Linked DNA regions of Homo sapiens: region 1 is linked to region 2. Evidence: read pairs that join two places in POLR2A ChIA-PET (ENCODE). Cell type or tissue: OCI-LY7. All regions are shown on one strand. Links, peaks and the distances in the headings refer to the core of each region. The heading gives the core; the rest is flanking DNA.

Region 1 (11,824 bases), core at 2,739-10,738, 230 kb after region 2:
AGGGAAGAGCCGGGGAAGAACATCAGGCACAGGGAACAGTGCCTGCCAGGCTGAGGAGAGCGTGAGCTTAGCATGCTAGAGAAGCCAGGACGGTGGTGTGGCCAGGACGGCAGTGTGGCCAGTAAGTGGTAAGCCAGGCAGAATGAGGGAGACATCAGGGAGGCAGGCAGGGGCCAGGACACAAGGGCCTGCAGGGAGGGCCCAGGGGATGCCTGGATGCAGCCCCAGCATGAAGGCCTCTTACCCCTGCTCACATCCAAGTGGGAGCTTAGAGGGCCAGCTGGGCCCTGGCCTTCTGACTCGAGGACCATTAGCGCAGTTGGGCAGCAAGCCTCTGCCGCCCACCGGCAGATTAGTGAGGCACAAGTGGAACATGGAGGACTCCCTGGGTTCCAGGGCAGCAGCCGGCAAGCAGCCCCTGCGAGCCTGGCCAGTACTGGGCGTGAGACCAGGCCAGAGCCCTGCTGGGTGGAGGGACAGCATCGCGCCCAGGGCCGAGAATGCTTCACTGAGCTCTGAGAGCCGTGGAGGGGAGGAAGGGCAGGGTCTCCGCTGGCCTCAGCCTGAGAATTTGTGTGCCTACTGCCCCTAGGAGTCCTTCTGGGAGGCCACCCTGTAGCAAAGGACTTCTTTCCCAGATGACCTGGGCCAGTATCACCTGGAGGTGACAATCCCCATGCCACAGGCTGTCAGGGAGGCAGCGAGGCAGTGCCCATCAGTGGGTTGGGAAAGCCTAAGAGACTGGGGACCCACACAGCCATCCAGGCTGGGTTATTCACCCTGTTCCACCGCCCACAGCTCCAAGGAGGACTTTGGGCCTCCAGGGGACAGCTCGCTGAGGAAAGGGTTTCACAGCCCCTGTGGAGGGGCTCGCAACTGGGCAAGGCAGTATGTGCTTGGATTACAAAAACTGGAGAAAGTTCTGATTAGTGAAGGCAGTTTGATTGGCAGAATCTTCCCAGATATGGAGGCTCCTTGCTCAGGCTGACACCTCGGTCATCCCCACCCCTCTCCCAGCCTCTCCCCACATCCTCCAGCGCTGGCCTAGGGCCTGCCCCAAACACTCTTGGCCACTGTATTCGTTTCCCACGGTGGCTGCTGCAACAAAACACACAAATGTGATAGCTGAAAACAGCAGAAATGTATGCTGAAGGCCAGAGTTCAAAATCCAGGTCACTGGGCCCAGAAAAGGCACCACAGGGCTGTGCTCCCTCCCAAGGCTCTAGGGGAGACTCTGTTTATTGCCCTTTCAGTTTCTGGTGGCCCCAGCCTTCCTTGGCTTGTGGCCTCATCACTCGAGTCCTGGCCTTTAGGGTCCACCTGGATAGTCGCCTCAAGATCCTTAGCCTAATCATATCTGTGCAAAGTGCACGTGACCCTGTTTCTCAATAAGGTCACGTGCACGGTTTCCCAGGACTAGGATCTGCTATCTTTGAGGGGCCGTCATTCAGCCTGCTGCCACCCCTCCAGTCTAGTCTTCACATAGCAAGAAAAACGGTGTTCCTAAAACACAACTGGGGCTGCACCCCTCCCCTGCTAGAACCTGTCTCTGTCAGAATGAACTTCAACCAGAATGCTGCCAGGCCGGTGGTCGGGCCCTGCCTACCTCATGGCCTCTGCCCACTTGCTTCCCATCTACCTCAGTTCCTGCAGTCTGAGGGGTCCTTCCTTGCCTCAGGTCCTTGCCTGGAATGCTCTCCCAGAACAGCCTGTCTTGTCTCCCCAACCCCAGCCAGCTAAGCAGACCACCCGGGTGGACCCCAGGAAAGAAATTCAGTGGGAACGGGAGCTCCATGTGAGCTCCGGGATGGGATCTGCTGGGCACAGTGGGGATGCTCCCAGGCCCCAGTCCTCATACATAGCCTCTTGTGAGGTGGGTGCTGTGAGAGTCTTGCTCTCCCAAAGGAGAAACTGAGGCGCAGGGGTTGTGGCTGCCCATCCCTTCCCCTTGGGGAGCGCCTGCTGGCTTTCACTCTCTGGCTCCCTCCTTGGGGTTGGGGGCTGGTGGGCAGTGCTCCCTGGCTGTGGTCTCCACAGGCCAACTCTGCGGCAGCTGAGAGCCCCTCCCTGGCCTGGGCCCCTCTGCAGCCGCCCCAGGTGAGCGCTGGTGCCCACCTCAGAGACGGAGAGGCCGCGGGGAGGGCGGTGCGTGGGCTTTTGGGTCGGCATGGTTGCCAGCGACCCTCGGGGCCGGGTGTGTCCGTGGGGGGACCTTGGGAGCTGTGGTACAGAGGAGGCGCGGCCGCGAGTCCCGGCGGGGCGAAGCCCGCGGCTGCTGGACCCACCCGGCCGGGAATAGTGCTCCTGGTTGTTTCCGGCTCGCGTGGGTGTGTCGGCGGCGGGGCCTGACACCCCCGGCCTCCTGGCCTCCCGCCTGGCCCAACTGGGGTCTGGGGCTGGGGAGGGCGCATGCTCAGCCTGGTGGCTGTGTGCCGCCCCTGGCAGGGCCTGCGGTGGGTGCCAAGATGGGAAGTGACATGTCCTGGACCCCACACTAGTGGGAGGTAAGGCTGAGGAGCCGTTCTGGCCCTTCTGCCCACCCCACAGACTCTCTGGGGTGGGACCCCCTTCCAGGGAGGCTGGAGGGTCACACTGTCCCCTCCCCTCCCCCACCTCAGCTGCTGTCACTTTTCTGGGATTTCTGGGGGTTCAGGTAGCACCCCCACCCCAGAATCTTCCTGAGCTCTCATTCCCAGTGAACCAAACCCATGGAAGCCAGAGATGGAAAAGCCTAACCGGCCAGCGGAGGCAGCGTGGCTGCAGAGCACATGAGGCCTGGCTAGGCTGTGTGACCTCGGCAAGGGACACCCCACGCTGGAGCCCAGCCACTGGGAAGGCTCTGCTTAGGGCCTGACTCCTGGTGGGGGTGGGGTGCGGTTGGAACAAGAGTGCTGGTTTCTGAACCGAGGAGAGCCCACATCCAGTGTCGTCCAAGACCAGGAATGCCCAGGTGGGGCCCTGCTCACCTGTGTTCTTCTGTGTTCCCAGCTGGTTCATGGGGCGGCGGCCCGAGTACACAGACCCCAAGGTGGTGGCTCAGGGTGAAGGCCGGGAAGGTAAAGCTCCCTCCCCTCTCTTACCCCCATCCCCCATACAGGTTACAGCCTGGGAGTGGGTGGGCCCAGGGTTGGGGTGAATGCCGGGGACCTGCCAGGCACATAGGAGCTAGCCCACAAATGTTCCCAGATGAGGGCCTGGTTGGAGCACAGAGGGTTTGTCATGTCTGCCTGTCCCGGCAGCCCCTTTACCTCCCAGTGAGGGGCTTGGGTCAGGCACTGTTGTCCCCATTTTACAGATGAGAACGCTGAGGCTGAGATTCCCAGATCAACCTGGGTCTCTCTCTGCCCCAGCCCAGCCTGGCTGATGCTGCCCTTCTGTCCCCAGTGACCCGTGTCCGTTCTCAGGGCTTTGTCACCCTCCTCTTCAACGTGGTGACCAAGGACATGAGGAAACTGGGCTATGACACTGGGCCTTCTGATACACAGGGTGTGTTGGGGCCCAGCCCACCCCAGAGCTTCCCCCAGTGAAGGCTCCACAGGCTGCACAGTCTCTGATAATGAAGGGCTGCCTTCCCGAAGTCAGCCGCTGCCCATCGGCCTGAGGGGCAGCCTGGTGGCCAGAGCTGGGGGCACACAGAATAGTTTTGTATAATAAAGTCTCATTTTCAGAGAGCCTAGGCCTGGGGCTGCCTTCTCTCCTGTTTAGCCCCTCCCCCACAGGAGCTGGGGGCTCTTGGGCCTTTCCTGGCCCCACCTCCAGGGCTCTCCCTGTCCCTACCCCTTGTGCCGTGGAAGCTGCCAGGAGACCAGACCGTGCAGCAGGATGGCATGTGGGATGGGAGCTTTGACATAACCAGGTTCTGCCACTCAAAGCTGTGTGGCCTTTTCTATACCGCAACACATTGTTCCTTGAACTAACTGGGCATGGCACCCTCCTTAGAGGCTTGGGGTTAAGTAGAATCACCCGTTCAGCCATGCTTCTGGCCACCAGCCTCCCTTGGCAAGGACAGAACCCTGTTATTGGGAGCTGGAATGGTGAGGTACCCCGGGGGATGGCAGACCCTCAGCCTGCCCACTCCCCTCTCTGCCCCCCTACCCACAGTCCAAGGATGGGGGCTGGAAACCTCTCAGAGGTGGGAGGCCGCTGGCTGGGGTCCAGCTTTCTGGCAGCCCCTTGGCAGGAGAGGAAGGTGAGCCCCCTGGCTCAACACCCTGACCTCTGAGGTTGTCCAGGCCCTTCTGGAAGCAGAGCCCCTTCAGCATTACTTTGGGAGGCCCTGACCCTGGGCCTCCCCACCTTCACAAGAACCCCTCGCACCTCACGAGGCAGCCCCAGGCCCTCTCTGCCCTGCCACTGAGCTTTCGGCAGACATGGTGCCCCAGCCTAGATACTGCCCTCAGCGGGATCCAAGAGAAACCACAGGCTCCTGGCAAACCCCCACCTCCCAGCCTCGCCCATGTTGCCCTGGACTGTCGTCATGGCACTTGCCCTGAGACCATCTGGGCCGACCCTCTTCTGCCTTTTATCTCACGAGCACTCCCGTGCCCTCCCCCCAACTCACTGTGCGTTCTGAAACTCATCGTCTGTTGTCAGCAAAATTCCTGTGATTCCATCTTCTCGGAATAGGAAGTTCCCTCTGCCTTCTGGCCTTACTGAAGCCCACTCAGTACCCTGCAGCCCTCTTAAGTGGAATCTTTTTCCTCCCACTCCCCATGTGCGGTGAGCCTAGAGCAGGGGTGTGTCCTTGCCTCTTCCTCAACCTCCTCACTTGGAACAGTCTGTCTTCACCTCTACCCCTCACAGCCAGGCAGGCATATCTCTTGTTACTGGTGAAGGCACTGCCTCCAAAGTCTGGATTGAGGCATCCCTCCCTCAGGCCAGGCCCTCCCTCATGTGGCGCTTCCCTGTGCTCTTCAAACCACCAGGCCCTCCAAGCTCCTGGCCCAGCCCCTTTTCGCCAACCATCAGCCCCTCTTTCCTTGCTTTCCTCCCAGCCCAGTTTAGAACTCTTGGTCATCTGCATGCACTTCCCATAGTGCCCTCCATCCTTCGTTTATGCTCACCTGGCAAGGTCTCCACCCTGGTGACAGCCAGCTGTTCCTTCGCCTGCCCTGCACCTGCCTGAGCCCCCAGAGCCACAACGGCTCGCGTTCCATCCATGGCCCAGGTCTGTGTTTCCCTAGACAACTCCCTCATGCATTCTCTGAGGAAACTTAACAGCCTTTGTCTCTTCAGGCCTCCAGCACCCTCCCTGCCAGCTTAGCTAAGGCGCTCCCTTCTGTTCCCACAACCACCCCACATTAGCTGCCTTCCTTACCCTACCTGAGGACATGCCTCAGGTGTGTGGGAGATACAGTGCTCTCAAGGGTCTTTCTTCTCCCCTTCTCCCTCCATCGTGAGTTTTCCTACACGGGCTCCTTCACGCCAGCCTCCACATGTGCCCCACGTGTCATGGGACGACACAGAGCAAAAGCCCAGCACCCTCAGCTGCTCCTGTCCTCTGCCCCATTTTATCACAGCTATCACAGCTCCCCGGAAAGCTGTCTTCTCTGTCCATGGCCTCACCTCACCCAGGGCACTGGCCTTGGTCCACATCAAGGGGACCTGAAGCTTCCCTGAAGCCTCTAGCCTGTGGTGTGCACGTACAAGCCTCAGGCCCCATTTGTCCAGCCTGTCAGCAGCTGGGAAATACTAAGTCACCCTCTTCTGGTTATGTTTAATTTTCCAATTTTTCTCAACATTACTGAAATGTCTAAATGTGGAAAAGTTGACATCATTTTACAGTGAACACCACATACCCACCACCTAGATTTTACCATTACCAATTTCCTGTTCCGTACTTGTATATTCACATATATCCAACTATTCATCCCTGCTTCAATCCATCCTATTTTTATTGCATTTCAAAATAAACTGTGAAATCAGGACTCCACCTTCTGTATATTTCAGCACACTTACCATTAACCAGAATCCAGTGTCTGGCTTTAGTGTGTTCTTTTGAGGGGACATTTACGTACAACAAAATGCGTAACTCTTTTTTTTTTTTTTTTTTTTTTTGAGACAGGGTCTTACTCTGTCGCCCAGGCTGGAATGCAGTGGCACGGTCCTGGCTGACTGCAACCTCTGCCTCCCGGGTTCAAGTGATTCTCCTGCCTCAGCCTCCCGAGTAGCTTAAAATTACAGGCACCTGCCACTGAAGCTGGCTAATTTTTGTATTTTTAGTAGAGACAGGGTTTCAGGGTTTCACCATGTTGGCCAGGCTGGTCTTGCACTCCGGACCGCAGGTGATCCGCCTGCACCAGCTTCCCAAAGTGTTGGGATTACAGGCATGAGCCACTGCGCCTGGCCAAGAATACTTTAAGAATGCACAACCAGGCCGGACATGGTGCTGACGCCTGTAATCCCAGCACTTTGGGAGGCTGATGCAGGCGGATCACCTGAGGTCAGGACTGTTAAGACCAGCCTGGCCAACATGGTGAAACCCCGTCTCTACTAAAAATACAAAAAGTTAGCCAGGCATGGTGGCGGGCGCCTGTAATCCCAGCTACTCGGGAGGCTGAGGCAGGAGAATCGCTTGAACCCGGGAGGTGGAGGTTGCAGTGAGCCAAGACTGTGCCACTGCACTCCAGCCGGGGCGACAGAGGGAGACTCCATCTCAAAAAAGAATGCACAACCCAGCCCCAAAGGCACAGAAATGTCACTGTCACTTCACAAAGCTCCTTGCATCCCTGCCCAGTCAAGGTAAGAGATGATGCAGTGAGATTTAAGAGGCTGAAGGCGCGAGTGCCCGGGAAGCCGGGGGGGGGGGGGGGTTGGGCATGTGGGACCCCCTCCATGAGGACAGTCGAGGCATACGGCCTGCAGGTCCACGCTTACTTGCTGTCCATGCTGTCGGTGTCACAAAGCTGCATGTTGACCAGCCTATCTCCCTTTTCTCCTGGCACACCAGAAGACTACATTTCCTAGGCCCCTTGTATCAAGGTGGGTCCATTTGGGTAGTTCTAGCCAAAGCAAAGTATGAAAAGGATCTTCACCACTGAGAGGTCTGACCCACTTCAGGGTCACACAAGCACTTCTCGTTCTTGTCCATGGCACCCTTTGAGGCACACATTGAAGAAAGCAGCATCATAAGGGAGGAGCCTGAGTCTGGGCACCCCAGCTTGCAGAGCACTGCCAGGAACATCTCCATTAGGCTTTTTGTGAGTGAGAAACACTCATAAGATACTGTGCTCAGCCAATGAGAGCTTGGGGTTATTTGATCCTGCATAGCCTATTCTATTGCAAATGATATGAAAATCAGGAGTGGGTTTCTGCTGTAGCCAAAAAACAGAAAAAACAAACTCTTGTTGGCTAAGCAGCTGCGTGGCAGGCAAAAAGAATACAGCTCATAAGCTGGACAGCAGGAGATCTATATTATGCAAGTACAAGACATTTGCTAAGACTCTCATGCTAACTTGGGAGGCAGGTTATGTGCCCCAGAGACAGCAGCTCTAGGGGAAAGGGACAGGCCAGATAGGATGTGCAGTGTGAGTTGGCTACTGTTGACTGCATTTTGGAATGCTATCACAGTAAGGAGGAAAGAACTGGCTAGTTTGCAAGCAGAAATGAAAGGCAACAATCTAAAAAAAATTAGCATCAAAAGGTTGCAAAAGACTTTCTCAAACTCTAATGAGAAAAGGTAAGATTCAAAATTGCTTTCAGCAATAAAGGCATAATAAAACTTCTCATCTGAACAAAATAACTTGGTCTTTTGGTAAATACGGAATTAAGGGGGTGGCTCTCCCATCATGATCCCAGATGGCCTCATGGTAGCTACCATTAAATTGAGAGAAGCATGGAGGTAAGGCAGCAAGGAAATAAGGCAGCTTATGTCTAGGAAAGAATTTTATGTGTGTGCTTGAGTTGTCCATTGCTGTGTAACAAATTACCCCAAAACTTTGTCACTTAAAACCACTATCATTTATCACTCATGATCCTACAGGGGACTGGGCTCAGCTGGGTGGCTATGCTACACTTGATTCTGGCTAGAGCTATTCCACTGAGCTGACCAAGATGATTACTCACATGGTGGGCTGTTGTCTGGGGCTCATGGGGGCTACTGACAGAACACCTCCGTTCTCCCCCATGTGGCCTCTCCATGTGTTTGAAGTTCTCATAGTACGACATGTGGGCTGCCAGCAGAACATGCCAAGAGGTCAAGCTCCATGTGCAGGCATTTATCAAGCCCCTCCTGCCATCATGGCACTGGCCCCATCTAGTCATATGGCCACGCCCATCAGGTGACGGAGACCACACTGGGAGACAAGGTCCATCAGGGGCCACCAAAGTAACACTCTGACCAAAATAATGCAGTTATTTGTACATGGAACTGATTAGAAGTACAAAGATTGCCACATTTTTGATGGAAGTGTGCAAAGTCCATGAGCCTGGACTGAAGCCTCTGGCTCACTCAAAACAGGTCCTGGCCTGGAACCATCCACCCACAGGCAGCAGGTGAGAAAGCTGAGCTTGGCCCAAGAGCTGCAGCCAAGGGAATACAAAAAAGGCCAGCTCCCCACCAGGGGGCAGAGCCCAGAGCAGGGCACCATCAGGTCCTTTCCCTCCTCACCGCAAGGCGACCTCAGTCTGTGCGGCAGCTTCCAGCACTGTGGGGCAGTCTCCCATTCTCTGCTCCTCCAAATGGAGCTGGACTGTGGGTACTGACCCCTGCCCTGCTTTGTTGTTATTGTTGGGGGAAGGGCACAGATCATAGGTCTTTCTAGTTTATAGGCTGTGTCTGCCTTGCTGGAGAAGGCTCTGTACTCCACAGAGCCCAGGACACAGGACCTTACTGTCTATGTTTGAGAAGAAGACTGAAATAACTCTCTGGGAGCCAGACAGTCCGCTGTGATAGAGACTGGCAATGTTAACCAAGCCCATTTCCCCACCTCCCACCCTCCACCACTAAGGAAGCCTGCACTTGCCCATCCCCACCCACCCCACATCTGGATGGGGGCCGAGGGCCTAATTCTGGCACTGGTGTGAGTGGCAGTGAGGCAATTCCAGGCCTGGCTGTAAGAAATCTATGCTTGACCCTTGTCCATTTTTCCCTTCATAGCCACCTTCAGGGCTGTCTGTCAAAGATAGCAGTGTTTCAAGATGAAAGCGGCTTGAGTCCCTGAGTCACTGACTTCTGTGAGAAACTTCCGCGGGAAGCCGCTGAGACCTGGAGATGTGTTACTGCAGCGTAACCAAGAGCATCCCACACACCCTTCTTTCTCTCCTGTCCCCTGCACTGAACGGGCACCCCCTGCCACCAGTCCCTAGCCTCCTAGCTCTGAGTCAAGCTTGTCTGCTTATCCTTGGGTGGACACCAGGAGCCAGGCACTTGCACAGAGAGCAGAGGGCTGCAGGGCAGTCCCAGACCTCCCTCCAGGCTCGTCTCAAGGCCTCTCCAACCCTTCCCATCAGGGTCTCCCAGCCGCCTCTGCCTCGGCCTTGCCTCTTCCCGTGACCAGAGCACCTCTTCCACCTCTGCTGCCTGGAGATGCACGTGTCCTCCCGCCGCTGCCCTCGTCTGGTTGGTGGCTCTGAGGCACAGGCCCTCTGTCGGTCAGCTGTTGCACAGCAAGCCACCTAAGAACCAGTGGCTCCAACAGGCCCTTCCTCTCAGGAACACGCAGTTGGCTGGGCAGCTCCACGCACTCCCTCCCTCTGTTGCCTCAGCTGACAGGCAGTGGCTTCCCAGAGCAGCTCTTCTGCAGCATGGACACAAGAGGAGGCAGAGCACAGGAAGCCTCTGGGGACCCGGCACACTGTCACTTCCACCTCATCCAAAGCAGCCTCCACCAGTGACAAGGCCGCATTAAGAGGGCGGACACAGAAGGGTAAAGGGCAGTGGCTAGCACTTCCCCCAGCACACCCGTGCAGGCCACCAGTCTCAGCACCTCACAAAAGGCACGCCTCCCACCCCCTTTCCCTGAGGTTCAGGGGCAACCAAATGCCCAGCTCACGCGGGCACTAGGACCAGGCTGGTGGCCTCAATAACTGCAGACCAAGCTCCACAAGAATCGGCTCCCTCATCTCCCACCTCTCCAGTGGCACAGGACTGATGAAGATGGGGTGGGAGAAGGACACAGCCAGAAACCGCATCATGGTACAAATGATAAATTATATTTATACAGTAAATAAGTATCAACAGTCAACACAAGTTCAAAACCAGCCACCGGCCTCTGGGACTGAGAAACAGCTGGGTGACTTCCTCCACCACGGTGCCCATCAGGAGGGAGCACGATGGCACAGGTGCAACATGCGTGGCAGTGGCCGGTGGCTTCATGATCAGTGCAGTGGGCAACAGGGACATGCACTCGGGATGGCCTGTGCCAGAAGATGGGGCAGGGGGCTGTCTTCTTGGGTCCCGGTGGCCCAGTGGCTGTCATGTTGGGGCCTCAAAGTCACATCATGAAAGACTCGTTACAAAAGAATCACTGACCCCAAGTAGTCGAGTCTAGTCTACTGACCTGTAAGGCTGGCCCAGGCCCTGCACCGTCTGAAGGAAAGCACCTTTCTGGGCAAGCATCCTGCCTCCCATCCCATTGCACCTCCCCACCCTTCCCCCGGCAGACGAGACCAGCCACCGGCTTACCCAAATGGCAGCGGGAGCCTAAGACCCAGCCGCAGGCCTGCAGTTCTGGCAGAAGGTGGCTGGTCAGGAACTCTAGACACGGCTCCTGGGACTGGAGAGGGCGGCCTCAGGAACAGCATGAGTGGGTGCAGTCCCCACTCAGAGCCTGCATGTCCCAGCAGCCCAGAGACCATTTAAGATCTCTCCTGTGCCGGTGCGAAGGGTAATCTTCTGGAACCAGAGAGGGGCTGGCAGGTGGTCAGCTGCCCTTAGAGCTAGAGGTGAGAAATTCCCATGGTGGAAAAAGGGCCAGAAACATCCACCAGGCAAGCTGCCCAGACACAGGATTGGGGGAATGTCCCCTCCCTGGGTAAAAGCAAGTCTTTTCTGGTCTTTAATGCACGACGTAATACTTTTACAGTGGTGGGTGAGGTGAGGACAGTAGGAGTTTGGAAGAGGGAGGTAATATTAGTGCATGTTTGTTAAAAATCCCTCCCAGGTGAATGACTTTTTTCTTCATCTCCAAAATACAAGAGAATTATTTTTAGGTCTCCAACTTAAAAATAATATCTGGAGTTAGCAGGTAGGTGGATCAGGGCCAGCCCTGGTCCCTTAGCCCCCCACCCCTGTCTTAGCCTAGGGACTGTTGCCCAGGGACCCGTGGGCACAGAAGCACCCCCCACCCCACGCCCTCGGGACAACTGCCATTTCCACATTATCCCCATCTTTAGCCTGAGCGTGGATTAAGACAGAGGAGATCACAGACACACAAGGTTAAAGATGTTTCTTCCATTTCAGATTTCCATTGTAAACAGAAGTCCTGTTAATCCCTGCATGCCTTTAATAAAAAAAAGGAATTAGTTGATAAAAATTGGTGAGTCACATTCATACATTAGATTTTTTTCTTTAACTTTCAGGATGTTGGTATATTCGTAAGAAAAATAGCCTCTCAGGATCTAGCCAAAAAGGCTGAAAGTCAATCAGTTTAGTAATTCACCAAAAACAGGAGCTAAAGAAAGGAAAAGGCAACTGGAGGCTAGGATTTTTTGTTGCTGTTGTTTTTTTTTTAAATAAACATCATCATCTATGTGTAATCAAATTCCCATATTTTCTTCCTATAAAGAATTTGCTTTAGTTTTTCAATAAGGCATTTTTTTGTCATCCAAACATCTCTTCCTTTTAAAATTTTCTTAGAGTTAAAACCATAAATAAGAGGATTTA
Region 2 (16,274 bases), core at 3,969-11,968:
TCAGCTACTCAGGAGGCTGAGGTGGGAGGATCACTTGAGCCCAGGAGGTTGAGGCTGCAGTACGTCACGCACACACCCCTACCAGGAATTATCAGTCTTTGTTTGGATTTCCACAGCTCGAAAGATTTCCCAACTGTTTTTCAGTGTCCACAGTGCCTAGATCTAGACCTCAAATGAAGATTAACAAATGCCAGCTGGGCATGGTGGCATACCCCTGTAGTCTCAGCTACTCTGGTGGCTGACACAGGAGGATTGCTTGAAGCCCAAGAGTTCGAGGCTGCAGTGAGCTATGATCGCACCACCGCACTCCAGCCTGCATGACAGAGCAAGACTTCCGTCTATTAAAAAAAAAATTAAAACAAAAACAAATACCATTTGCCCAGTGAATAGTAATCTAAGGCCCAAGGAAAGATATACTGTAAAATATATTTTACATAATTCAAGCAGTATGAATTCTTAAGCAGTTAGTTTATGGGTTTGTGTCTAAAAAAATAGCAGAAGTATCAAAGCCATTGGCCAATGCAGTCAGCACATTGATCCTTGCTTGGTTCAGATAGTGGTGAATTACTACTCATGTCATCTTTCAGACAGTGTCTTGGGCCACAATATAGCTTTTAACCTTAGTTGCTTTTTCTTTTTATAGAAAAATGTGTCTTTGCATTTCCAGCCCTCAAAATCCATGGGCACACCTGAATGACATTAACTCACAGTAAATTGTCACTGGTGGGCCTGTGAATTGTGTGTAAGCTCAAAAGCATCACTTGACCTGACTTTCTTTCCTACCACGTCACTGAATTCTGACATAGAATCTCACTAAAATCCCCACCAGCAAGATTAAGAAGACCCCCAGGAGCAGAAGCCCTCGCCGCAGCACCAGCTGTTTCCTGGACAATTTAGCGCCGTCCTGTGGATGTTCCGGCAAAGGTTCTTCTTGGCGCATCTGCTGATCTGACTGAGGCTCGCCTGTCTTTCCAACATCGTTCGTTAAAATTCCTTCAAGGTTTTCAGGGCACCCTGGGAGGAAAAAGGAACTTAGCAGCTTAAAAGGGATTTTTTTTTTCATTTTTATAAAGGGCTATGTATAAAAGGAATATGTGCTAATAGTGGAGAGAAAGTTAATTCAGGACACTATTGCTACAGTGAATAAATAAAAGAAATCTTATCGCAGAGTGCCCCTCCACTCACTCCTTCACGAACACCGATGATCCTACCAGCGCTGGCTTGGGTGCTCCAGGGAGCACTCTCCCAGGAGCTAGAGAAATAAGGTAGCCCTCTCCATTAAAATTCACAGGGAAGCCGGGCGCGGTGGCTCATGCCTGTAATCCCAGCACTTTGGGAGGCTGAGGCAGGCAGATCACCTGAGGTTGGGAGTTAGAGACCAGCCTGACCAATATGGAGAAACCCCGTCTCTACTAAAAATACAAAATTAGCCGGACATGGTGGCACATGCTTGTAATCCCAGCTACTCAGGAGGCTGAGGCAGTGAGGCAGGAGAATCGCTTGAACCCAGGAGGCAGAGGTTTGGGTGAGCCAAGATGGTGCCATTGCACTCTAGCCTGGGCAACAAGAGCAAAACTCCACTCCAAGGGAAAAAAAAAAAAGGATTCACAGGGGAAATTTTCAAGGAGCCAACACCCATCTAATAAGCATTTCAGAACAAAACACAAGGAGAAACAACCTAAGAAATAATTCAAGTCTGGGTGCGATGGCTCACGCCCGTAATTCCAACACTTTGGGATGCTGAGGTGGGAGAATCCCTTGAGCCCAGGAGTTCAAGACCAGCCTGGGCAACATAGTGATACCTCATCTCTACAAACAAAAACTTTGCTGGGCCTGATGGCGTATGCCTATAGTCCCAACTACTTGGGAGACTGAGGTGGGAGGATCACTTGAGCCCAGGATATCGAGGTGCAGTTAGCTATGATTGTGCTACTGCAGTCCAGCCTGAGTGACAGAGAGAGACCCAGTGTCAAAAAAAAAAAAAAAAAAGGAAGGAAGAAAGAATACAAGGCTATTCACAGAATGGGAGAAAGATGTGACCGTTCACATCAAAGGGCCTACTAAGTATTGAAGGATTGCAGAGAATTTCACCCCAAGATATGGCTCCCTGGTATAATGAGTATTTTAAATTAAAAACTCTTTGGAGATCAACAGGCCTTGAAAGAGACTTTTCCCCATCTACATAAAAGCCAGACAAACCCACCAAGAAGAACAATTGCCAAACCTTTTACAAAATAATGCCAGTCTCTCAGGTTCATTCAACTTCCAAAGGGAACCAGTCTGTCCACCCTGCCCCCAATCCATTCATTCTGCAAAATATTCAATCATTTTCCCTAGTACTCATTTACTATCCCTCAACAGAAGCACCAAATGCCCTATCTCCTCTCTCCCCTCTGAAAGTTGGTTATATGAGTGTTGGGCCTCACTGGGATGTTGGGTAATGACTGTGATTCTTCCCTTTTGCATGGTTAAATACATTTGTATGCCTTTTCTCTTATTCATCGGCCTTATTATAAGTTGATTTTTCAGTGAACCATCGGAGGGCAAGGGGATAGCTTCTCCTTCACCCCAACAGTTTCAAGCAGATAATGATTCACACCTAGACTTAGTCTCAAGACACTTCAGAACAGTAAGAGTAATAGGCCAGGCGTGGTGGTTCACACCTGTAATCCCAACACTTTGAGAGGCTAAAGCAGGAGGATTGCTTGAATCCAGAAGTTCAAGACCAACCTGGGCTGCAAAGCAAGACCTGGTCTCTACAAAAATATTAAAGAGTTAGCTGAGCATAGTGGCACGCACCTGTAATCCCAGCTACTCAGGAGGCTAAAACGGGAGGACTGTTTGAGCCTAGGAGTTTGAGACTGCAGTGAGCTATAATTGCACCACTGCACTCCAGCCTGGGTGACAGAACAAGACCCTATCTCAAAAAAAAAAAAAAAGGAATAATAATAAGAAAATGTCCTAAAAGCTTCCGAAGAGAAAAATGAAGGCATATTACATAATGGCACGAGAATAAGCTTGGCCATCCCACTTCCTAATGAGCATAAGTGGATGAATGTTAGGAATGTAGCAATATCCTCAGAGTTCTGAAAGAAAATCATTTTGGGCCGGGTGCAGTGGCTCATGCCTCTAATCCCAGCACTTTGGAAGGCTGAGACAGGCAGGTTGCTTGAGCCCAGGAGGTCAAGGCTGCAGTGAACCTTGATCGCACCACTGCACTCCAGCCTGGGTGACAGAGAAAGAGAGAAAGAGAGAAAAAGGGAGGGAGGGAGGGAGGGAGAAAAAGAAAATCATTTTGAACAGAATCATACCAGCTCACACTTAACAAAATGCTTTCCCTGGTCAGGCAGTTCTGGGTGCTTCTCAACCCCAACAGCGGTAGTATAAAAGTAAGTGCCATTGTTAGGCCGGGTGTGGTGGCTCACGCCTGTAATCCCAGTACTTTGGGAGGCCGAGCCAGGCGGATCACTTGAGGTCAGGAGTTCAAGAAAAGTCTGGCCAACATGGTGAAATCCCGTCTCTGCTAAAAATACAAATATTAGCAGGGTGTGGTGGTACACCACCGCACACACCTGTAATCCCAGCTACTCAGGAGGCTGAGGCAGGAGAATCACTTAAACCTGGGAGATAGAGGTTGCAGTGAAAACGAGCCACTGCACTCCAGCCTGGGCGACAGAGTGAGACTCAAAAACAACAACAGGGATAAGTGCTATTGTTATGCGGATTTCACAAATCAGGGAAATTGGCAAGATGGTAGAAAACATCCACCAACCCTTCCCTGAAGATCATTATAGAACCTCAATAAAACAAATTAAATATCATCTTGAAGGCATCAGAATGCAAACAATGTAATGAAGAGTCACCAGGGCAAGATCCAGGGACGAAGGAAACCCAGAGGGGCTGCCCAGCCTCTGAGGCTGCTTCACATCAGAGAGTTCATTCAGATCAGAGAGATGAGAGGATGCAGGTCAGAGAGACCTACATCCAGATCACATGACTGAGACGCTGACCAGGGCTTTGGCGACTTGGGTACCTACCAAGAATCAGGCCCTGGCAAACCTCTCTGTACTTGTGGTTAGAACCCCAAAGGGCTGCATCCAAGACTTAAGGATGAACCAGTCCAGGTGTGGTGGCTCACGCCTGTAATCCCAGCACTTTGGGGGGCCGAGGAGGGTGGATCACTTGTGGTCAGGAGTTCGAGACCAGCCTGACCAACGTGGTGAAACTCCATATCCACTAAAAATACAAAAATTAGCCAGGTATGGTGGTGGGCGCCTATAATCCCAGCTACTTGGGAAGCTGAGGCAGGAGAATCGCTTGAACCCGGGAGGCGGAGGTTGCAGTGAGCTGAGATCGCACCATTGCACTCCAGCCTGGGCAATAGGGTGAGACTGCTTTTAAAAAAAAAAAAAAAAAAAAAGCATGAACCAGAAGAAGTAAACCAAGCCTCACACTGGCTGCAGCACACCTTCAGTTTGGCTGGGTGCTCCAGAAAGCTCCATTTCCAAGATTGCCCTAGACTGCTGGTCACCCTCAGTGTCCAACAGAAGGAAAAGAAAATCCTCTCTGAAGATAAATAGACAACATTCTTTCAGGCTCAAGTTACTTCTATGAACAATTTTCAAATATAAAGTCTGGAACATAATCAAAGATAACCAGGCCAGGTGTGGTGGCTCACGCCTGTAATCCCACTGCTTTGGGAGGCCAAGGCAGGAGGATCGCTTGAGCCCAAGATGTAAAGGGTGCAGTGAGCTACACTGCACACCATCATGGGCAACAGGGCAAGACCCTCTTTCTATTTAAAAAAAAAAAAGTTTTTCTTTAATTTTAAAAAATTAATTTAAAAATAAATTAAAATCAAAGATAACCAGACACACAGCACAGGAGCCTAGACAACATGAATGAAAATTGGCAGAAACAACACAACTGACCACTGACTAAGTATCAGCCATTCTATGAAGTCAAAGTGTTTAAATTATAAAGGAGCAAGGGTTACTGAGAGTGGGTGGCTAACTGCCTAAGGGGCCAGGAATCGGGGGGATTACTCAACTGACTGAAGAAAACCATAACCACATTTGCACAATGTGAATCAGAAGCAAAGGTCCAAGCAACGACCTGTTTAAAGCCCACAAGTGTCTGCCTGATGAACAGCAGGGACCCCATTAAAACAAACAAATGTCAGTTTCTAAGCTATGGTAGAAGCACAGTATTTCCAAGTGTTAGAAATGCCTGCAAAGTGCTTGCAGAAATTAGGGGAGGAACTGGGGACCTTTCAGTCATCTATAGCGGTTTACTAATGTGTGGAATGAACTCAGTTTACCTTGAATTGTGTGTTACTTGGCTTTATCATGTGTTTCTGAAACATTATTGCCCTATTTAAATGAGAGCTCATAGCAGCAAATCTAGCTGTGTCTCACTAACAGCCCCTCCAGTCCTACCTAGACAGGCCTGTCCAAGGGCTGAGGGAGTCATATCTTACCTGGGTGAAGCGGATCCTGAGGGAGAGCAGAATTCCCACTCCGAGGCACGTTGTTTACTTTCAAATTGGCGTGTACCTGAGCCTGGAAAATGAAACTCAGTCCATCAGGCTTCACAATAGTGTTAATATGGTATTTTACTTGACCACCTAGTTTAGGAAGAGCCAAGCCATTTTCCTTAATTGGCATGTATAGCTGAAGTTCCTCTCATTCACAGGTCATCTTTCATAAAGATTGAAATGGGGCCAGGCTCAGTGCTCACACCTGTAATCCCAGCACTTTGGGGGGCTGAGGAGAGAGGATTGCTTGAGCCCAGGAATTCAAGGCCAGCCTGCGCAACACAGCAAGATCCCATCTCAATTAAAAAATTAAAAACAAAAAAATAACAACAACAACAAAAAAAACAGCCAGGCATGGTGGCGCATGTCTGTATTCCCAACTACCTGGGAGGCTGAGACAGGAGGATCACTTGAGCCCAGGAGGTTGAGACTCCAGCGAGATGTGATCCTGCCACTATAGTCCAGCCTGGGTGACAGAGTGAGAGCCTGTCTCTTAAGAAAAAGAAAACAGAAAAGGCTGAAATGGGGTCCATGAAAGGGAAGGTGGGATGGGAACAGTACAGGGTGAGGGAGACAGGGACAAGAGAGGGACCAAGATCATTTAGAACTCTCCCTTTTTACTTTATCTCTTTCTTTTTAAAACATTTTTATTTGTAGAGACAGGGTCTCGCTCCATCACTCAGGCTGGAGTGCAGTGATCACAGATGACTGCAGCCTCGAACTCTAGGGCTCAAGCGATCCTCCTGCCTCAGCCTCCTGAATAGCTGGGACTACAGGCATAAGCCACTGTACCTCGACTCATCTCATTTTTCTACCACCTATTTCTAGACCTCACACTGACCCTAGAAAGTTGAAGGGAAGGATGCACACAAGTATCTTAACAAAACATTTGGAGACCATAAAAACAACATCAGGATGACTTTGATGCATCCCACATTTCTCTCCAGTTCTAATTCTTGTCCTGAAATTGGATTTTCCTGCACAAGGGTGACAGCCTGGCATGGGAGACAAGGAAGAAAGGAGTCCCCTGTTTTTCTGGGAATAGATAAAGCCAGGATCATCTGGCCCTTCACATCTGAACTGTCTAGTTAAAACAACAAGAACAATAGTATTCATGAGATAAGAATAAAGAAAATGAGAAAAGAACTTTCCAAAAGAAAAAAGGGAGAGCCAGATCAGATCCTGTTTTTCTAGGAGAGGAACCTTTACCGGGACAGAATGAACATAGTTACCTGCTGACAGGCTTTTTTCCAATTTAGCTGAATAATAAAGCCTAGAAAACACACAGCTTGAAAGACTGTACAGATGATGATCCCTGACCACAGACCTAGAAATAGAAATATTTAATAGAGGTTAATTCCATAGAAAACCAGCTGCCCCTGGGGAGTATGTTTTGCCTATATCACTTCTGTCAGCCATACTGAATATCTGCTTTCATGGCTGAGGTGGAGCCCACAGCGGGCCAGAGACCTCTATCCTGCTCCTCCTCAGGCTTCCAGAAGGTTCCAGAAGGTTCTGGAAAGCCCAGTACTCCTTGAGGCCACCCCCAAAAGGGCCATCTCTTTTGGTTCAGGATTTCGGAACAAATATTCAGAGGATATTTTTGGCCTTACTGATTATAATGCTTGAATATTAAGAAAAATGCCAGTTATAAGGAAATTAAAATTTCCCAGGACCAACTACTTCTGCCCTGGTTTCCTCAAAAAAGGGGACTAACATTAAAAAAAAAAAAAGCAGAAATCACTAGCCATATAAACTACTAATGTTCTCTTCCTCAGAGTTCCTGCCAGACCTTGGACCTTAACTTGCTTCTGACACAGACTTTGCTAGAAGCTTCCAGAGCAGGGCTGAGCACCTACAGATGACTGGAGAACACCAAAGGCAGGCCAGGTGGGAATGGATGGCGGGAAAAGCCCTGTGAATCTCAAGGCACCACACAGGGCACAGAGGGAGACCCCAGGTGAGGAGGGTTTTTTGGTCAACAGTAAACTAATGGCAGAACCAAAAGCTCCAACAATAACCAAGAGACAAAGTCCTGACCGTAATAAAAACAGACCTCTGCCTCACAACCTGCAGCACCCTGCCCAAGAAACCCCACCCCATCTACAATAAACCCAGGAAGCCAGCCTTCCCTAAATCAGACTTGCAGGAAGCAAGATCGCTGCCTTTGGTAACAATCCAGGAAGCTAACCAGTAACTTCTGTAACGATTGGCCCCAGATGGCCAGGACTTGATTAGCAACTGACAGCTTGCCTAATTTTGGTCTGCACTTCCAACTTAGGACCAACCAGAGAAAGTAAAATACATCCCCCTAACCAATCACATGGGAGGCCCATTTCTAGTCAGCCACCTCCAGCATCCCCCAGATCAACAATCTCCACTCAGGACACACCTGCAGCCTCCCCTTTTATCCACTGTGACGCTTTCCCACTCCTTTGCCTGCCTTTGAGTTTCTGCCCAAATGCAAGTGGTGGCAGCCAACACCCTTGCTGAGAATACACAGACTTTGCTTGTCTTGCTTGGTTGGTCCTGGTTTATTTCCACAGCTGTCCAGATCTATGTAAGGGTTAAGGTGGCTAGTCTGGGTTCCTGGTTTATGGATTCGGTACAGGTTTTACAGCTCTGTTTCTTGGTACCAATCACATTTTTCAGGTATGATCAGCCTGCCCTTTTGTTTGTTTGTTTGCTTTTTAGAGTCAGGGTCTTGCTCTGTTGCCCAGGCTGGAGAGCAGTGGCATGACCACAGCTCACTACAGCCTCCAACTCCTAGAGTCAAGTGATCCTCCTGCCTTGGCTTCCAAAGCACTAGGATTATAGGTATGAGTCACTACGCCCAGCCTAGCCTGCTCTTAGAATAGTATAGTTGGTGCCACCTGCTAGTCCTATAAAAAATTAGTAAAAGCAAGCTACTGGCTTCCTCTTTCAAATCCAGTGTTCTCAGTACATAGAAACTACAAGCTCACCTGAACCACCTTAAACAGGAAATAACCAGCTAACTCCAGCTATAATTTGAAAGTTATGAATTAGATTTCCAATAATTTTAGCATACATCATTTAAAAGATTTCTATTTGACCCAACCTATGAGCCCAAAGTGGGATGATTATTAGATCTCATGGGCAAGGCCCAGGAATTTACATATTTAAAATGTCTCCCAGGGATTCTGAGGGTCATTATGATTTCCTGAGGTTGCTTCTGAGAACCTGCAGAATTCTGATGCTCTCCTAGACACCTTGTATAGGTATACTGCATACCATACCAGGAGACACAATACTCAAAACCAATTCGTACCACAATTTCTTCTAATAGGTGGGTGGGGGGGATTGACTATAGGCTTCTCATAGAGCCCTCACATCCCCAGGGCCCCCACCATTTCTTTTCAGTGATTCTCAACTTCCTCTTCTACTTTGCACAATTAGTTACGCTTTTTTTTTTTAAGGTAGAGTCTCACTCTGTCGCCCAGGCTGGAGTGCAGTGGTGCCATCTTGCTCACTGCAGCCTCCGCCTCCCGGGTTCAAGCAATTCTTGTGCCTCAGCCTCCCAAGTAGCTGGAACTACAGGCGCACACCACCACACCTGGCTAATTTTTGTATTTTTAGTAGAGACGGGGTTTCGCCAAGTTGCCCAGGTTGGTCTCAAACTCTTAACCTCAAGTGAACCACCCACCTCAGCCTCCCAAAGTGCTGGAATTACAGGCATGAGCCACTGTGCCTGGCCTAGATATATTCTGTTAAATGAATAGGTGAGCCAAGGACGGCACTTGGGATACAGATGGATTTATATTTCAAAGCAGGTTCCTCATGCCTGTAATCCCAGATACTTGGGAGGCCAAGGTGGGAGGATCACTTGAGTCAAGGAGTTTGAGACCAGCCTGGGCAACATAGCAAGACCCCATCTGTAAAAAATGAAACAGGAGAATAAAGTAGACTCCTCTTCTAAAAAAGTTGAACTCATAGAAGTAGAGAGTAGAATGATGGTTAGCAGGGACTGGTGGCAAGGAGGGGAGGGCATGGGAATGGGGAGTTGTTAAGGTACAAATTTCTGATAGACAGGAAGAATAAGTTTTGAGATCAATTGCACACCAGGGTGACTGTAGTCAATGTACTGCACATTTTGAATTAACTAAGTAAATTTCAAATGTCTCACCATAAAAAATAAGTGGTGATAAGTATGTTAATTAGCTTAATTTAATCATTCCACATTTTATACATATATCAAAACACCACACTGTACCCCATAAATGTATACAACTATAATTTGTCAATTTAAAGTTTAAAAGATATAATATAGAGAATTTAAATTATTTCCTTAATATTTTATACTGATTGCACGTTGCAATAATTTTAGACATATTGTGTTACATAAAATACATTACTTTAAAAATAAAAATAAATTAGATTTCTATAATATTTGCATTAGCTAGGCAATTGGCAAATCCAAACTATGAATCGCACCAGAAACTCAGCTAAATAATTTTCTGCACTATCATGCAAGCCCAATGAACTTTGCATTGGCAATACTATTCTTTGAACAACTCCTGTATTTTTAATTAAAATATTATTGAACTTGAGAAAAATGTGCCACATAAAGGAACATACTGAACTGGAAGTTCCCTGTAGGTATCAGTTGACTTCTCACCACCTCTGAGCCTGCCAAGTACAGATGAATCAAAACAAGCCACGCTTTAAGTCAGTCACTACTCACCCCAAAGATAAATGTCCAGGTTTTCATATCATCATTTATTAACTGCCAATATGTTCCAAATTATTATTTTAGAAATCAAAGCTGGGCAGTCATTTATTTCCGTACTTTTTAAAAAGATTAGCTCTGGTAATTTCAGATGCTGTGGATTAAGTTTTTTCTTCCAAATGTGGGAAGGTGCTCAAGTCCGCCCCCTTCCTTCTGTGCTGTTCACACCGACCACGTGTATGGCCTTGTGGGGAGCTCTGTGGGGGCACAGAGCTAAGGCTGCACAAGGAGGGAGGTGGAGGCTGCGGAGTGCGATGAGGGTGATGAGAAGGGCACTGGCCACCCATTGCCCTCCAAGGATCCAGCCATGCTGCTTGGTGAGCACATGGGGCACTGCTCTAGGATGCAGAGTGCCACCGTGAGTGCAGACCCTGCAGCACCCCACGCACGCAGGACCGCCTACGATAGCCCTGGCCCTGCAGAGTCACCCTCAGGGGCTCACATGCTGTCTCTAAAGAACAGCACGAAACACACTAAGGGGATGCTTCCAAATGCTTCTTCAGCGGTCCCTGCTGTTGCCTCCTTTAGAGAAGTGAGGGCTGGATGACTCAGGATAGGAGGTTGGTAGAAAGGGCATCTGTGCTCAAGTGTGTCAGCGTGGAAGATCGCCCGCAGGGGTGTGAGGGGCAGGACCACATAGCCTTGGGGCCCTGGCTAGAGCTGGAGGTCACCTCCTGAACGCCCCCTACACTCTCTGACAAGACACAGAATGGACGTGGGCGAGCTCCCGAGTTTCAGAGGTGAGCCTCAGTCAAAGACCCGTGTGCTCCGACGGTCATTTCCTGGGCTGGTGAGCAGCTAAGCCCTGCCTGCAGAGGTTAGAGCTTACCCATCACTCCAAGTGTGGTTGCAAACATCAGCGCGATCCCGATGGGGAGGCCAACCACATAGTACCCAATGGTATTCACAATGGCTCCAACCTTCTGATTTCCACTCCCCCTCAGAACACCACCACTCGTGCACTGCAGGCAGAGAGCATTCCATCACTGTGAACACATCCGGCGCTCTTGAAACACTCCCATCTCCCGAGCACTTCATATTCTGTGCTAAAATCCATGGTAAGGTGACAGTATCCTTCTAAACGAAATGTGGTAACAATATTCAATCTTCCTACCTATGCTGGCCCCTCCTCTCAGCTGAAATTTACCACCATCAGAAGATCATAACAGTGCTTAGGGGACTACTACATAATACTTACAGCAAGAGCTTCAAAGAGGTGGGAAACAGCATAAATTGGAACCACCTGAGCCACCAGATTAATGATGTCTCTGTTAGGAAAATAAAGCACGTGGTGATTAGGAGACAAAGTGGAGAAAGAAGTATATAGCTTTCTGGCTAGGCGCAGTGGCTCATGCCTGTAATCTCAGCACTTTGGGAGGCTGAGGCGGGAGGATCACCTGAGGTCAGGAGTTTGAGACCAGCCTGGCCAACATGGTGAAACCCCGTATCTACTAAAAATATAAAATTAGCCAGGCCTGGTGGTGGGTACCTGTAATCCCAGCTACTCAGGAGGCTGAGGCAGGAGAATCGCTTGAACCCGGGAGGCAGAGGTTGCAGTGAGCTGAGATCTCATCACTGCACTTCAGCCTGAATGACAGAGCGAGACTGTCTTAAAAAAAAAAGTATATAGCTTTCTGCATATTACAGACATGCACATGCATTGAGGCCAGCAGCCTAGTCAGGGACAGTTCACCTGTTGCTGGGTCCATAGAGGAAACTAACTGCATGTTGTATCTCACAGCTTTTAGAAAAAATAGGCAGCACCACACCCTTGTCTTCAAGAGATATGTTTCAAGTCCCCCAGTGGATGCCTGAAATCGCAGAGAGGACTGAACCCTAAATACATTGTGTTTTCCTTATACACAAATACATTATGATAATGTTAATTCATAATTTGGGCACAGTAAGAGAGTAACAACAGTAGTAATAAAGTAGGCCATAACCACATGCCAGCATCACTACTTTTGTGCTTTGGGATTACTAGCACTGTGATACCAAAACAGTCAATCTGAAATAACTAGCGGGTGGAAAGCACACACAGCGTGGAGATGTTGGACAAAGGGATGATTTCATGTCCCAGGCGGGACGTGAGATTTCCTCCTAATACTCATAACCGCACGCAATTGAAAACTTATGAATTGTTTATTTCTGGAATTTTCCACTTAAGATTTTCAGACCACCAGGCACGGTGGCTCACGCCTGTAATTCCAGCACTTTGGGAGGCCGAGGCGGGCGGATCACAAGGTCAGGAGATCGAGACCATCCTGGCTAACATGGTGAAACCCCGTCTCTACTAAAAATACAAAAAAATTAGCCGGGCGTGGTGGCGGGCGCCTGTAGTCCCAGCTGCTGGGGAGGCTGAGACAGGAGAATGGCGTGAACCTGGGAGGCAGAGCTCGCAGTGAGCTGAGATCATGCCACTGCACTCCAGCCTGGGCGACAGAGCGAGAGTCCATCTCAAAAAAAAAAAAAAAAAAAAAGATTTTCAGACCAAAATTGACTGCAGGTGACTAAACCTTGGAAAGCAAAACCAAGGATAAAGAGGGGTTACCGCATAGTCCATCTGGTCAGTGTAGACAAATCAAGGGATTTGGTGACATCCCTCCCCCGTTCCCCATCAGCTGAAAAGAAGTTTGGCTGGGCACAGTGGCACGCACCTATCATCCCGGCAAGTTTGGATGCTATGATCATCCTTCTTTTAAGATGATGCCACAGGCCAAGTCTGACTGTGTCTCCTAGTAAGCCTCAGTGAAGCACTACAGAGTAAAAATTAAGTTCCCTCTATGGAACGAAGGTTGGTAAAGGCCATAGATATATTCTGCAGAATTATCCTTGGTTCCTAGAAATGGAACCCCTAAAGCTAGAGACTTGGATTCTAACCTCTGCATGTGAAGGGAGATGAGAAAAATGCTGCCCTGACCTGGGGAAGCAGGAAATTCACAACACCCTTGGAGTGAGTTTTGTCACTCTAAACTAGAACCTAGAAGACTGTCTCCCAATAAATACTTGTTTAATTACTAAATAAGAAATCCAGCACTGGCCCAGGAGTGGTGGCTCATGCCTGTAATCCCTGCACTTTGGGAGGCCAAGGCAGGCAGATCACCTGAGGTGGTGAGTTCGAGACCAGCCTGACCAACATGGAGAACTCCCATCTCTTCTAAAAATACAAAATTAGCAGGTGTGGTGGTGCATGCCTGTAATCCCAGCTACTCGGGAGGCTGAGGCAGGAGAATCACTTGAAACCAGGAGGCGGAGATTGCGATGAGCCGAGATCGTGCCATTGCACTCCAGCCTGGGCAACAAGAGCGAAACTCCATCTCAAAAAAAAGAAAAGAAAAGAAATCCAGCACTGAACAAGATGATCACTTCCTCCTCACCAAAAAGGACAGAAATATAATTATTTTATTCAAATTTTATTTTTTGAATAGGTAACATGCACATGGTCAAAAAATGGAACAATATGAACAAGATAGTAAGCAAAGTCTTACTGCAATGCCCTTCCAGTTTGCCCCAGTACCAGCCCTGCCTCCTCCAGGTAACAATTCCTAGCACGTTCCATGTTTGTCTAGTGTCTATGAAAATATAAGCAAATACAAATGTATATTCTTAATTTTCCTTTCTATATTCTATCATTTCACATGCAGCATTCTCTATATGATGTTCTGCACCTTGCTTTTTCCACCTGAGATATTATATTCACTTTTTTTTTTAGACAGGGTCTCACTGTCACCCAGGCTGGAGTGGAGTGATGCAATCATGGCTCACTGCAGCCTCAACCTCTCAGGCTCAAGTGATCCTCCCACCTCAGCTTCTTGAGTAGCTAGGACTACAGGTGCACACCACCATGCCCAGCTAAATTTTATTTTTTGTAGAGATGGGGTTTCGCCATGTTTCCCAGGCTGGTCTTGAACTCCTGGGCTCAAGTGATCCTTTTGCCTCAGTCTCCCAAAGTGTTGGGATTACAGGCATGAGCCACCGCGCCTGGCCTATATTCACTTTTATATTTCACCCAAATATATTCTTTTCAATGTGCTGCTAAATTCTGTCTAATAACATTTTTTTTTTGTCTGAGACGGAGTCTCGCTCTGTCGCCCAGGCTGGGGTGCAGTGGCTCAATCTCGGCTCACTGCAAGCTCCGCCTCCCGGGTTCACGCCATTCTCCTGCCTCAGCCTCCCGAGTAGCTGGGACTACAGGTGCGTGCCACCACGCCCGGCTAATTTTTTGTATTTTTTAGTAGAGACAGGGTTTCACCATGTTAGCCAGGATGGTCTCGATCTCCTGACCTCGTGATCTACCCACCTCGGCCTCCCAAAGTGCTGGGATTACAGGCGTGAGCCACCGCGCCCAGCCTATGTCTAATAACATTTTATTTTGGATTTTTAAATTCATATTAATACATAAGAGTGATCTGTGATTTTCTTTCTTTTTTATGTGCAAACTTTGTCAGATTTTGGCACCAATGTTATATTTGCTTCATAAACAGAATGCAAAGTTTTCCTTTTCCTGTGCTCTGAAATTTTCTGTTTTATCTATGTTTGCAATTCCCCATGTTTTGAAGATTTTATAAAATTATCCTTTGGAACCTTCTGGGATTGTGCTTTTTGACATTTTAAAATAGCTTTCTCGGCCGGGCGTGGTGGCTTATGGCTGTAATCCCAGCACTTTGGGAGGCCGAGGCGGGCGGATCACAAGGTCAGGAGATCGAGACCATCCTGGCTAACACGGTGAAACCCCATCTCTACCAAAAATACAAAAAATTAGCCGAGCGTGGTGGCGGGCGCCTGTAGTCCCAGCTACTTGGGAGGCTGAGGCAGGAGAATGGCGTGAACCCGGGAGGCAGAGCTTGCAGTGAGCTGAGATCATGCCACTGCACTCCAGCCTGGGCGACAGAGGGAGGCTCCGTCAAAAAAAAAAAAAAAAAAAAAAAAGCTTTCTCTTATTTCTTACAGGAAATCAGTTATTTAGACCTTCTATCTTTTCTAGGGTACATACTGATCAATTATTTCCCTAGAAAATTATCTGTTTATTCCACATTTTTAGATTTCCTTGGAAAAAGTTGTGCAAAGTAGTCTCTTAGGATTTTTAAAAATGATTGTGTTTAGTAGTAACGTCCCCCTTTATTTGTTAGAGGTGCCGTTTCCCGCCCCCTGTGATTAAGTTAGGTAGAGGTTCATCTCTTTCACCGATTCTACCAGGTTGGGTTGATCCTGGCCACCTTACAAGTAATTTGATTGTTGAGTTTCTGATGTTTCCTCATCTCGTCAGTTCTATAGTTTGTGGGCCTCTTGTTTTTCATTCTTTTCCTGGGCTGTATGGTTTCCCAAGTGGACAGATTCAGAGTCCAGCTTCTACTATATTCCTTCTGAAACCATCCATTTATCCTGGTCCTCATAAAGTTCATCCTGATTCCCTTTGTGAGAAAAGCCAACTATTTGCCATCGCCTTCCCCACTCATTCTGAGTGAGGGAGTTATAAACTTTTTTTTTTTTTTTGAGACAGAGTCTCACTCTGTTGCCCAGGCTGGAGTGCAGTGGCACAATCTCAGCTCACTGCACCCTCCGTCTCCCAGGTTCAAGTGATTCTCCTGCCTCAGCCTCCTGAGTAGCTGGGATTGCAGGCGTGCCTCACCACGCCTAGCTAATTTTTTTTGTATTTTTAGTAGAGACAGGGTTTCCCCATGTCGACCAGCTGGTCTTGAACTCCTAAACTCAGGCAATCCATCTGCCTCAGCCTCCCAAAGTGTTGGGATTACAGGAGTGAGCCACCGTGCCTGGCCTAAACATCTTATTTCCCCATAACAAAATAGCTGAAGCTGAAAAATGAAAACCTACGATCTGAAGTCAAAAGTCAAATGTGTGAAGAATAAACCATGAAATTAGTTCTGTCCGCTCCACCAGCTTTCTGAATCCAGGAAGGCAAAGTCCATTTGCATTTTGTAACTGCTGACAAAGGTGTCCAAATAAGAAGTACCCCCACGAAGTTTCTATATA

What was found. ChIA-PET counts read pairs that join two places held together with the same protein. Peaks named below come from ENCODE experiments on the same cell type or tissue, not always from the same donor. Only the 100,000 strongest peaks of a DNase experiment are listed, where the experiment ranks them.
Region 1: POLR2A ChIA-PET joins it to region 2 with 5 read pairs; 2 of 35 experiments call an interaction of 5 or more read pairs at or near these places.

Annotation. Positions count from the first base shown.
Region 1 is chr17:19,335,022-19,346,845 of GRCh38, reverse strand. EPN2 (epsin 2) reads right to left here. Exons shown (of 11, transcript NM_014964.5): 11 at 10,131-11,824. B9D1 (B9 domain containing 1) reads left to right here. Exons shown (of 7, transcript NM_015681.6): 6 at 2,989-3,056; 7 at 3,385-3,671. The coding sequence ends at 3,527. It overlaps MIR1180 (microRNA 1180), which reads left to right and starts at 2,272; the gene lies at 2,272-2,340. RefSeq lists enhancers at 956-1,250, 4,927-5,494 and silencers at 956-1,250, 8,645-8,854. In OCI-LY7, for the core only: CTCF peaks have their summits at 8,351 and 8,555 (motif pointing right); a DNase peak (open chromatin) is centred at 8,555.
Region 2 is chr17:19,562,067-19,578,340 of GRCh38, reverse strand. SLC47A1 (solute carrier family 47 member 1) reads right to left here. Exons shown (of 17, transcript NM_018242.3): 13 at 11,482-11,551; 14 at 11,113-11,245; 15 at 6,769-6,863; 16 at 5,480-5,561; 17 at 1-1,014. The coding sequence ends at 788. LOC105371578 (a long non-coding RNA gene) reads left to right here and starts at 6,863. Exons shown (of 3, transcript XR_934310.4): 1 at 6,863-7,496; 2 at 13,712-13,818. RefSeq lists an enhancer at 1,944-2,519. In OCI-LY7, for the core only: CTCF peaks have their summits at 10,206 and 10,406; a DNase peak (open chromatin) is centred at 8,430; H3K27ac peaks cover 900 bases.